2 separate regions of the Homo sapiens genome follow, and region 1 is linked to region 2. Evidence: read pairs that join two places in POLR2A ChIA-PET (ENCODE). Cell type or tissue: Caco-2. All regions are shown on one strand. Links, peaks and the distances in the headings refer to the core of each region. The heading gives the core; the rest is flanking DNA. Region 1 overlaps CBX1 (chromobox 1). Region 2 overlaps SKAP1 (src kinase associated phosphoprotein 1).

Region 1 (5,325 bases), core at 1-5,000, 70 kb after region 2:
ACCTCTGCCTCCTGGGTTCAAGCAGTTCTCCCTGCTTTAGCCTCCCAAGTAGTTGGGTAGCTGGGATTACAGGCGCCTGCCATCATGCCCAACTAATTTGTTTCTTTCTTTTCTTTTCTTTTCTTTTTTTTTTTTTTTTTTTGAGACAGAGTTTTGCTCTTGCTGCCCAGGCTGGAGTGCAATGGTGTGATCTCGGCTCACTGCAACCTCTGCCTCCTGGGTTCAAGCGATTCTCCTGCCTCAGCCTCCCGAGTAGCTGGGATTACAGGCATGCGCCACCACGTCCGGCTCATTTTGTATTTTTAGTAGAGACTGGGTTTCTCCATGTTGGTCAGGCTAGTCTTAAACTCCTGACCTCAGGTGATCTGCCGACCTCGGCCTCCCAAAGTGCTGGGATTACAGGCCTGAGCCACCATGCCCGGCCTAATTAATTAATTAATCTTTTAGAGATAGAGTCTCGCAGCTGGGTGCGGTGGCTCACGCCTGCAATCTCAGCACTTTGGGAGTCTGAGGTAAGTGGATCACGAGGTCAGGAGTTCGAGACCAGCCTAGCAAAGATGGTGAAACCTTGTCTCTACTAAAAATAGAAAAATTAGCCAGGTGCAGCGGCGGGCACCTGTAATCCCAGTTACTCAGGAGGCTGAGGCAGGAGAATCCCTTGAACCCGGGAGGTGGAGGTTGTGAGCCAAGATAGCTGCACTCTAGCCTGGGCAACAGAGCAAGACTCCCTCTCAAAAAAAAAAAGAGAGAGAGAGAGAGATGGAGTCTTGCTGTGTTGCCCAGGCTGGTCTGAAACTCATGGCCTTAACCACTCCACAACCCTTGCCTTGGCCTCCTAAACTGCTGGGATTACAGGTGTGAGCCACAGTGCCTCGCTAATTTTATTTTTTTTTTAATAGATAGTATTAAAAGGTAGAAGATCTGGTCGGGCATGGTGGCTCAGTCCTGTAATCCCAGCACTTTGGGAGGGCGAGGCGGGCAGATTACCCGAGGTCAGGAGTTCGAGACCAGCCTGACCAACATGGAGAAACCCCATCTCTACTAAAAATACAAAAGTAGCTGGGCATGGTGGCGCATGCCTGTAATCCCAGCCACTCGGGAGGTTGAGGCAGGAGAATCACTTGAACCTGGGAGGCGAAGGTTGTGGTGAGTCAAGATGGCACCATTGTATTCCAGCCTGGGTGACAAGAGTGAAACTGCATCTCAAAAAAAAAAAAAAAAAAAAAAAAGATCTGGCTGGGCATGGTGGCTCACGCCTGTAACCTGAGTACTTTGAGTGGTCGAGGTGAGTGGATCACCTGAGGTCAGGAGTTCGAGACCAGCCTGGCCAACATGGTGAAACCCCCTCTCTACTAAAAATACAAAAATTAGGCCTGGTGTGGTGGCTCACGCCTGTAATGCCAGCACTTTGGGAGGCTGAGGCTGGTGGATCACCTGAGGTCAGGAGTTTGAGACCAGCCTGGCCAACATGGTAAAACCCCGTCTCTACTAAAAATTCAAAAAATTAGCTGGGCATGGTGGCGCGTGCTTGTAATTCCAGCTATTTGGTGGGGCTGAGACAGGAGAAGCACTTGAACCCTGGAGGCAGAAGTTGCGGTGAGCCAAGATCATGCCCCCGCATTCTAGCCTGGGCAAGAGTGAGACTCTGTCTCAAAAAAAAAAAAAAAAAAAAAAAAAGGGCATGGTGGCGGGCACCTGTAATCCCAGCTACTTGGGAGGCTGAGGCAGGAGAATCGGTTGAACCCCAGAGGCGGAGTTCTAAAGTGAGCCGATATCACACCACTTCATTCCTGCCTGGGCAACAAGAGTAAAATTCCATCTTAAAAAAAAAAAAGCTAGAAGATCTGCAGTTATGAACTTTGATAGCCATTAACTGACTAGATCTTCAACCTAAACGGGTTAAAAGAGGGGGAAAGAAAATGGAATGGTAAAAAGAACTAGATGGAAAAAGGAATGAAGTAAGAAGTGATATGCAAAATAATTGTCATCTTCTCCGTGCCTCCCATTCCCTCAGTCTAGTCGAGGTCTTTCCACCTGGCCATGTTTCTTTTCCTCAGATAAAGCAAGCTCATTCTCACCTTAGGACTTTCAAACCAACTATTCCCTAACCTTGGAGTGCTTTTCTTATTTTGGCTGAGTTGTCTCCTTGTAGTTCGGGTTTCTGTTTAAATGTTATTCTAAAGAAATTTGCTTTGTAACATTTATCAGTAATATTTTCTTGTTTATTGTCTGTGCCATGCTTTGCAAACACATGTGTGCACACACTCAATAGTGCTCACTCACTTGTCTGCACTAGAATAATAAGGTCTAAGAGATCAAGGATTTTGTCTGTCTTGTCTACCCCATTTTTCCAGCACCTTACACGTAATAGGTGCCCAGTAGATAATTGTTATGTGAATGAATACAATAGGAGCATGTTCATACAGAGTTAACCCAGTCTGGGGCTCTAGGGAAGGAATTCTAAGGAAGTGACATTTAAGCTAAGGAAATTGGTTAAGTGAAAAGTTGGGCAAAGCGCAAGGTAATGATGATTGATAGGTGTAGGTGCAGGGGCCTTCAGCTCAAATGCCCACAGATAATGATGTGAAGAGATAGATTTTCATTTTGAAATCACTGGCTAGTGTTGAAAATGAATTGGATCAGGAGTTACCCATTGCAAGAGATGATGGTGGCTTCGAATAGAGCAGCAGCAGTGGGGCTGGAAAAAAGTATGAATTGGAAGATATTTAAGATATAAAATTACCAGGATTTAGTGAGAGACTGGATATGGAGGATGAGGAATCAGAGCTGATTCCCATATTTTTGTCTTGAGTACAGCAAAAGCTATATGAATTCTGAGACTGTTTATTTAATTGGGTGATTGGCTAGAAAAAAATATATACATGTAAATAAAAACTGAGGTTGAAATCACAATCTTCAAAGTTTCTTAAGGAACTTTACTGTGTGGATTACCAAAACTGATTTTTGTACTTACATAGGTCATCAGAAATCTTAAAATTTTTGTCACAAATAGCCGGGCGCAGTGACTCGTGCCTGTAATCCCAGCACTTTGGGAGGCTGAGGTGGGCAGATCATGAGGTCGAGATCGAGACCACCCTGGCCAACATGATGAAACTCCATCTCTACTAAAAATACAAAAATTAGCCAGGGGTGGTGGTGCACGCCCTGGAAGGCTGAGGCAGGAGAATTGCTTGAACCCAGGAGGCGGAGGTTGCAGTGAGCCGAGATCATGCCACTGCACTCCAGCCTGGGTGACAGAGCCAGACTCCATCTCAAAAAAAAAAAGTCACAAATAAATTTCGTTAAAATTTTCTGTTTGTATCCAGAATTTACTTCCTTTCTTTACTCCTTGGAAGGTAAATTCCTTTTGCCATTTATTTATTTATTTAGAGACAGAGTTTCACTCTTGTTGCCCAGGCTAGAGTGCAGTGACACGATCTCGGCCCACTACAACCTCCACCTCCCGGGTTCAAGTGATTCTCCTGCCTCAGCCTCCCGAGTAGCTGGGATTACAGATATGTGCCACCACGCCCAGCTAATTTTGTATTTTTAGTAGGGATGGGCTCTCACCATGTAGGTCAAGCTGGTATCAAACTCTTGACCTCAGGTGATCCGCCCACCTCGGCCTCCCAAAGTGCTGGGGTTACAGGCGTGAGCCACCGTGCTGGGCCCCGAGAACTGATTTATGTCTGCAGTAATGTGTGTAATTTCACTTGAGGAATATGGTTTTTGCCAATCCTCTTACAGCAGTAGCTTTTATCCAAGAATGTTCATCAAAATCACCTGTGGAGCTTTGAAAGATGCAGATGCCTGGCCAGGCGCGGTGGCTCATGCCTGTAATTCCAGCACTGTTGGAGGCCGAGATGGGCGGATCACGAGGTCAGGAGATAGAGACCATCCTGGCTAACACAGTGAAACCCTCTCTCTACTAAAAATACAAAAAAATTAGCCGGGCGTGGTGGCAGGCACATGTAGTCCCAGCTACTGGGGAGGCTGAGGCAGGAGAATGGCGTGAACCTGGGAGGTGGAGCTTTCAGTGAGCCGAGATCACACCACTGCACTCCAGCCTGGGCGACTGAGTGAGACTCTGTCTCAAAAAAAAAAAAAAAAGATGCAGATGCCAGCTTTTAAAATTGAGCTATGAATTAATTACTCTTGATTCAGATTTATGCTGTTCCTGGATTCCTTGGGATACTATAAACAAGTTTTGGGGTTTTTTGTTTTGTTTTGTGTTTTATTGAGACAGTCTTGCTGTGTCGCCCAGGCTGGAGTGCAGTGGTGTGATTTTGGCTCGCTGCCAATGTCAAAACAGCATTCTTCATTATAATAAAGGAAACCATACAATGGAATACTATGGCAGCTGTTAGGGATGGAGATCTTTATGGAATAATGTCAAAGATACATTGCATTGTATAAAATGGTAAACTGGTGCTTGCTTAAGCAGCACATGTACTAAAATTGGAACGATACAGAGAAGATTAGCATGGCCCCTATGCAAAGACGACACACAAATTCATGAAGCAGTCCATATTTTTAAGTATTTTTTTAAAAAAATCAAAAGTAAGAAATTTTTATTTATTTATTTATTTATTTTGAGATGGAGTCTCGCTTTGTCGCCCAGGCTGGAGTGCAGTGGCGTGATCTTGGCTCACTGCAACATCCGCCTCCCGGGTTCAAGCGATTTTCCTGCCTCAGCCTCCTGAATAGCTGGGATTACAGGCATGCGCCACCACGCCCGGCTAATTTTTGTATTTTTAGTAGAGATGGGGTTTCACCATGTTGGTCAGGCTGGTCTCGAACTCCTGACCTCGTGATCCACCCACCTCGACCTCCCAAAGTGCTGGGATTATAGGCGTGAGCCACCGCACCTGGCAACAAGAAAAATAAATTTTTTTTTTTTTTCAGACGGAGGCTCACACTGTCTCCCAGGCTGGAGTGCAGTGGCGCGATCTTGGCACACTGTAACCTCCACCTCCCAGGTTGTAGCAATTCTTCTGCCTCTGCCTCCCAAGTAGCTAGGATTACAGGCGCCTGCCACCACGCCCAGGTAATTTTTTGTATTTTTAGTAGAGATGGGGGTTTCACTATGTTGGCCAGGCTGGTCTCAAACTCCTGACCTTGTGATCCGCCCGCCTTGGCCTTCCAAAGTTCTGGGATTACAGGCGTGAGCCACTGCGCCTGGCCACGTTATATATTTTTGTAATTGAATGTTAATATATGATTTTAATTAGAAAAAATTAACTGCTTTAAAAACACCACTTCCTCATGTATTCGCTGTGGAGTGGGGTCTAGGCATCTGTATTTCTTCTTTTTTCTGTTTTCTTT
Region 2 (5,375 bases), core at 253-5,252:
CATTCAAATCCCCAGATCCTCTCCCACTTTGTACTCTAGTGTTTAACCTTTCCGGGTAGAAGATCAATACAAATTCTTCATTGTTAAGAATCGATGGCTGTCCTGTGGCATCATTGCCATCTAGTTCTGCTGAGAAGCTCAGTAAATCTCTCCAGCTGCTTCTAAAGCTTGGTTTGTCGTCTTCAGTTGCTTTCATTTTTAATGCAGATCACTTTGGTTTCTGTTCCCCTGGGGCTTGCAGATAAATCTTGGCAGACATGTTCAAGGTCTACAAATGAGATGCTGGAAAAGGGCCAGCCCACCCAGAATTTAGTTGTAATGGATGAGACACCCCCTTGGTTCCACTTAAAGACTGGGCTATTCGTTTCAGTATTTATTGGTGATTACCTCATATAGTACCTAGGTGGGAAGTTCCCAGGACAAAGTTCCTATGGACAAAGAAGGCCGAAAAGTGAGCTGTGATCCAGAAGCCTGCTGGCTGACTAAGCCTTTCTTGTAAATAGGCAGAAGTCACAGATTTACTCTGATCCTTCAAATGCATAATGAAGAGAAAAACTAGATAGTTAGTTGCCCTGGATCAGGAAAGTCTGGCGGGAAACCTCTGCACTGCTTACTTACAAACCAAGTGAAAAATTACCTGCCTGATTTTCTTTTATTAATAAATAAATATATTTATCATATTGTTGAACGGCATCCTACTAGGAGTGATCTGTAAATATTTAATGTTAGTTAATGATCTCCTTCTCCCATAGTCCTTTGCTCATGCTGAGTGTTTGGCTGTATCTCATCTCAACTCCCCTTAATCTGAGGTTTCCTAGGGGCAATATCAGAACCCTGGTTTCCATTTGCAGCAAAAACATGGGTACCTCGGAAAAAATAGAGTCCTTTTAACTTTGATTTCTCCTCTCTTTGATCAGTAGACTATGCCAGTTACTACCAGGGCCTATGGGATTGCCATGGTGACCAGCCAGATGAACTGTCCTTCCAACGGGGTGACCTCATCCGTATTCTGAGCAAGGTAAGGACAGAAAGTGTGGGGCTTAAATAGAAAGTCAATTTTTTCATTCTTGATTTAGTCACCATAAACAGAATTATTCCATGTCATACACTTCCCATGGCTCCCTCACAATATAAATTCCCATTTATTCATAATTGTTAGGAAAAGTTTTAAATGAAAATCCAGATTCAGGAACCATTTTCACATTTAAAAATACAAGGCTAGGCCGGGCGTGGTGGCTCACGCCTGCAATCCTAGCACTTTGGGAGGCCGAGGCTGGTGAACTGCCTCAGCTCAGGAGTTCAAGACCAGCCTGGGCAACATGCTGAAACCCAGTCTCTACTAAACTACAGAAAATTAACCAGGTGTGGTAGCACATGCCTGTAGTCCCAGCTACTTGGGAGGCTGAGGCATGAGAATTGCTTGAACCCGGGAGGCGGAGCTTGCAGTGAGCTAAGATCACGCCACTGCACTCCAGCCTGGCGATGGAGCAAGACTCCATCTCAAAAATAAATAAATAAATAAATAATAAAAATAATAAAATAAAAAATGCAATAAAATTGGTATTATACCAAAACCATGCCAATCAAAATTTAATCTTTCTCAGGGACTTGTGCTTAAAGGTCATCACTATGTACATAATTTATTACCATGTAATACTATTGAAAACATTCTGGCTAGGTAAGCTGCCTTCTTATTTCATTTATAGATAAACAAGACTGTAACATAATTATGTATGGGGGAGGAGTCAGAGCTCGTTAACTCAATTGGTTTGAGCAATTGCTGATAAGGCCAAGAGAGTGAATTCAATCCCACACAGGCCAGCTAACTTTATTCTCTTCCTCAGTCATAAGTTAACCCCTAGTTCCAGCTAACCATCTTACAAATAGTAGTGTTGACCGTAAACAAACTGGTTTTTTAAAAAAAGGATGGATTATTACAGATCAATCACTGATGTGAAGAAGATTCAGAACTCATGGGCTACAGTTTGGGGGATCAGTAGCATCATGTTGGTAAAGAAAGACCATACATATTCTATAGGTGGGCTAAAATAATAGGCTCTGTCCCTAGCACTTATTAAAAAGTCCTCTCTCTATGCAGCCAATCAATCTCTACAAACACATTTTTGAAATAGGCACAACTTGCTCTTTAATTGCTGAGTATGTGGATTCCATAAGGGAAAACTGAAAACCCGTTGGTTATTAATCTGTCATTTATCGTTTATCTTTCTTCTTTTTTTTATGTGTCAGTATCTTTTATCTTTATTCTGTGAATTTTACTACCTTGGGCAAAGGTTTGTCTTGGTTTGAGATATACCATAAGCACCTTAGGAAACAGTCTAGGTCTAACCCACAGCACCTTTCTATGGTTCCAACAGAATCAGGCCCCTTTAAATATGGACCCAATTCAAATCCAACCCTTTGTTTGCAAGAGAGTAGGAGGCCTGCAGGCCTTGTTGAGTGAGATCACAATCTTCTAGTGATTTATCCTGGATCCTTAACTCAGTACCACCCTAGTGCCATTTCTGTGTGGCTCCAATACACACCAAGAATAAATTGGAAGCAAAAAAGGGAGTGGACATTGGCCTGATTGGTATTTCAAATGCCCGAAAGCAAGGTTTGCCGTGTAATAGAATTTGTGTACATTACCACACTGGCATTACAGGGGTAATCGAGTTATCCACTCAGGTGTGACCAGGCCTCTGTTTGCCCAGAGCCTGCAGGTGAACAAATTAACTGTTTACATTGTCTGGAGGTGCCTGCAGCAGGAGGGGGGAAGAACAGAGCCAGACTGGCTGCTGGCCTTCTCTCTGTCATGATTATTTTGTTTGTTTTGCATGTCTTTTGCCTTTGTTAATGGCTTCTCACTGGGGGTCCCTTTCCTCTAGTTAGAAGGGGTTGTGCGGTGACCTGTCCTGCAGTATGGAGCTGTCTGTGGTTACAGTGGCTATTGTATTTTTAAGAAATCTCAAAGAACATGGGGAACCAATCCAATCTTTAAAAAGAAAAAAAAAAAAACCTCTTCCCCTTCTCTGTTACTAAAAGCTAACATAGGCCAGGCATGGTGGCTTACGCCTGTGATCCCAGTATTTTAGGAGGCTGAGGCAGGAGGATGCTTGAGCCCAAGAGTTCAAGACCAGCCTGGGCAACATAGCAGGATCCCATCTCTACAAAATAAAAAATTTAAAAAAAAATAGCTGGGTGTGGTGGTACATGCTTGTAGTCTCAGCTACTCTGGAAGCTGAGCTGGGAGAATCACTTGAGCCCAGGAGTTCAAGGCTGCCATGATTTTTGCCATGATTGCCACTGCACTCTTGCCTGGGTGACAGAGTGAGACTCTGTCTCCAAAAAGAAAAAAAGAAGAAAAGAAAGCAAATATATCAGGGTTTAATTCAATGAGAATACCTCACTGCCCTGTTTCTATCAGTTTCTTTCTCCTCTCTTCTGGAAGGTTCTGAGTCCATTTTCATCCTGTACCATTGTATTAATAGTAGCATATTTCTTTCCCAAAAAGCTACACCAGCTGGCTCCCTTCCCCATGTTGCAAATCCCTGCATATCAAAGAGGAAATGAGAAGTTAAGAGCTCAGCTGAACTTTCCCTCATGAAGCTGCATTCCAGTTAACATTGGTTTGGGGAGCATTTCAGTTTTGATTCACCTGTATTATATTACCTAATTCAATAATAGTCCTTGGACAGGAGGGAACCTTAAAAGGCCACCCAATCTATTCATCGCCTTGCTTCTAAGAAGCACAAATGAACAAATTCAAACAGATAGAAAACGAGATTCCACTACCATTCCCAGCCATCTGTCTATTCAGAAGTTCAGTAGTGCCTCATCTCTGGAATTTTCTCTCAAATAGATCCTAATTTATTCCCACTTTAGCCTCAGCTGCCTTCTTTTGCTGGGGTCCGTTACACTCTGCAGCTGCCTCTCACGCCTGTAAGGACAGAACTGACCCAAGTTGAATTTAGTCCCGGAAAGTGGTGTCTAGAAAGCTCTATTTTACTTTTCTTTTTGTCCAGTAGAAGCTCTGTTGGACAAGAAGGGCCTGCTGTTTAGGAATCTAGGGAAATCTGTTTCCCTGAGAGACACAGATGCAGCTGTGTGCAGCTCAGCTTAAGTGGACTTGTTTCTTCACCTGTTAAAAGAGAGCGTGGAGTTGGATAGCATCTAAGAATCCTTCTACCTCAGACATTCCCATTCTAAATATGGTGGGCCTGACACTGCAAAACTGCTAAAGAAGTTCCACACAAAAATGTGTTTTAGCCTTAATTACTTATTCAGTTTAAACAAAAAAGAATTTTTTTAAATTACCAGCTCTTTTGTTTTCAGTTCTCATAAATACATCTGGTTTCCCCCTCTCTCTCTATCTGATAAAAGTATTCTGAAAGGCAGAGTCCGGAGTGCAGAGGTTAGAGGATCTAGAAGGGGAGGTGAGATGGAGGTGGCAGGGGAAATGAGGATGGCAGCTTTAGTCGTAGGCTCCTGCTGCTCCCTGCTGTTTCTTTTTTTTTTTTTTTTCTTTTTGAGAAGGCGTCTCGCTCTGTTGCCAGGCTGGAGTGCAGTGGCGCGATCTCGGCTCACTGCAGGCTCCGCCCCCTGGGGTTCACGCCATTCTTTTGCCTCAGCCTCCCGAGTAGCTGGGACTACAGGCGCCCGCCACCTCGCCCAGCTAATTTTTTGTATTTTTAGTAGAGACGCGGTTTCACCGTGTTAGCCAGGATGGTCTCAATCTCCTGACCTCGTGATCCGCCCGCCTCGGCCTCCCAAAATGCTGGGATTACAGGCGTGAGCCACTGCGCCCGGCCTCTGCTGTTTCTTAATAGTCACCCAAGCATGATCCAACTTTGAATCTTAGAAGCCTAGGACCAAACTCAGGAGAATCTTTTTTTTTCTTTTTTCTTTTTTTTTTTTTTTTTGAGACAGAGTCTCGCTCTGTGGCCCAGGCTGGAGTGCAGTGGCACAATCTCGGCTCACTGCAAGCTCCGCCTCCTGGGTTCACGCCATTCTCCTGCCTCAGCCTCCCGAGTAGCTGGGACTACAGGCACCCGCCACCATGCCTGGCTAATTTCTTTTCTTTTTTTTTTTTTCTTTTTGTATTTTTAATAGAGACGGGGTTTCACTGTGTTAGCCAGAATGGTCTGGATCTCCTGACCTCGTGATCCGCCCGCCTCGGCCTCCCAAAGTGTTAGGATTACAGGCGTGAGCCAGCGCAACCGGCCCAGAGGAGAATCTTTTAGTCTTGCCTTTGGGCAAGAATGATCACAGAAAGAGAGCTATTTATCGCATTTTTTTTTTTTTTTTTTTTTGAGACAGAGTTTTGCTCTCGTTGCCCAGGCTGGAGTGCGATAGCATGATCTTGGCTCACTGCAACC

The links. ChIA-PET counts read pairs that join two places held together with the same protein. Peaks named below come from ENCODE experiments on the same cell type or tissue, not always from the same donor. Only the 100,000 strongest peaks of a DNase experiment are listed, where the experiment ranks them.
Region 1: POLR2A ChIA-PET joins it to region 2 with 9 read pairs; 8 of 35 experiments call an interaction of 5 or more read pairs at or near these places.

What each region holds. Positions count from the first base shown.
Region 1 is chr17:48,087,888-48,093,212 of GRCh38, reverse strand. All of the region lies in intron 1 of CBX1 (chromobox 1), which reads left to right. It also overlaps the pseudogene RNU6-1201P. Among named protein-coding and RNA genes, the nearest start is that of CBX1, 11 kb to the left of the region's middle. In Caco-2, for the core only: no CTCF peak of the experiment used is centred there; no DNase peak of the experiment used is centred there.
Region 2 is chr17:48,158,112-48,163,486 of GRCh38, reverse strand. It overlaps SKAP1 (src kinase associated phosphoprotein 1), which reads left to right. Exons shown (of 13, transcript NM_003726.4): 11 at 918-1,018. Among named protein-coding and RNA genes, the nearest start is that of MIR1203, 4.3 kb to the right of the region's middle. RefSeq lists an enhancer at 2,583-3,128. In Caco-2, for the core only: no CTCF peak of the experiment used is centred there; a DNase peak (open chromatin) is centred at 2,716.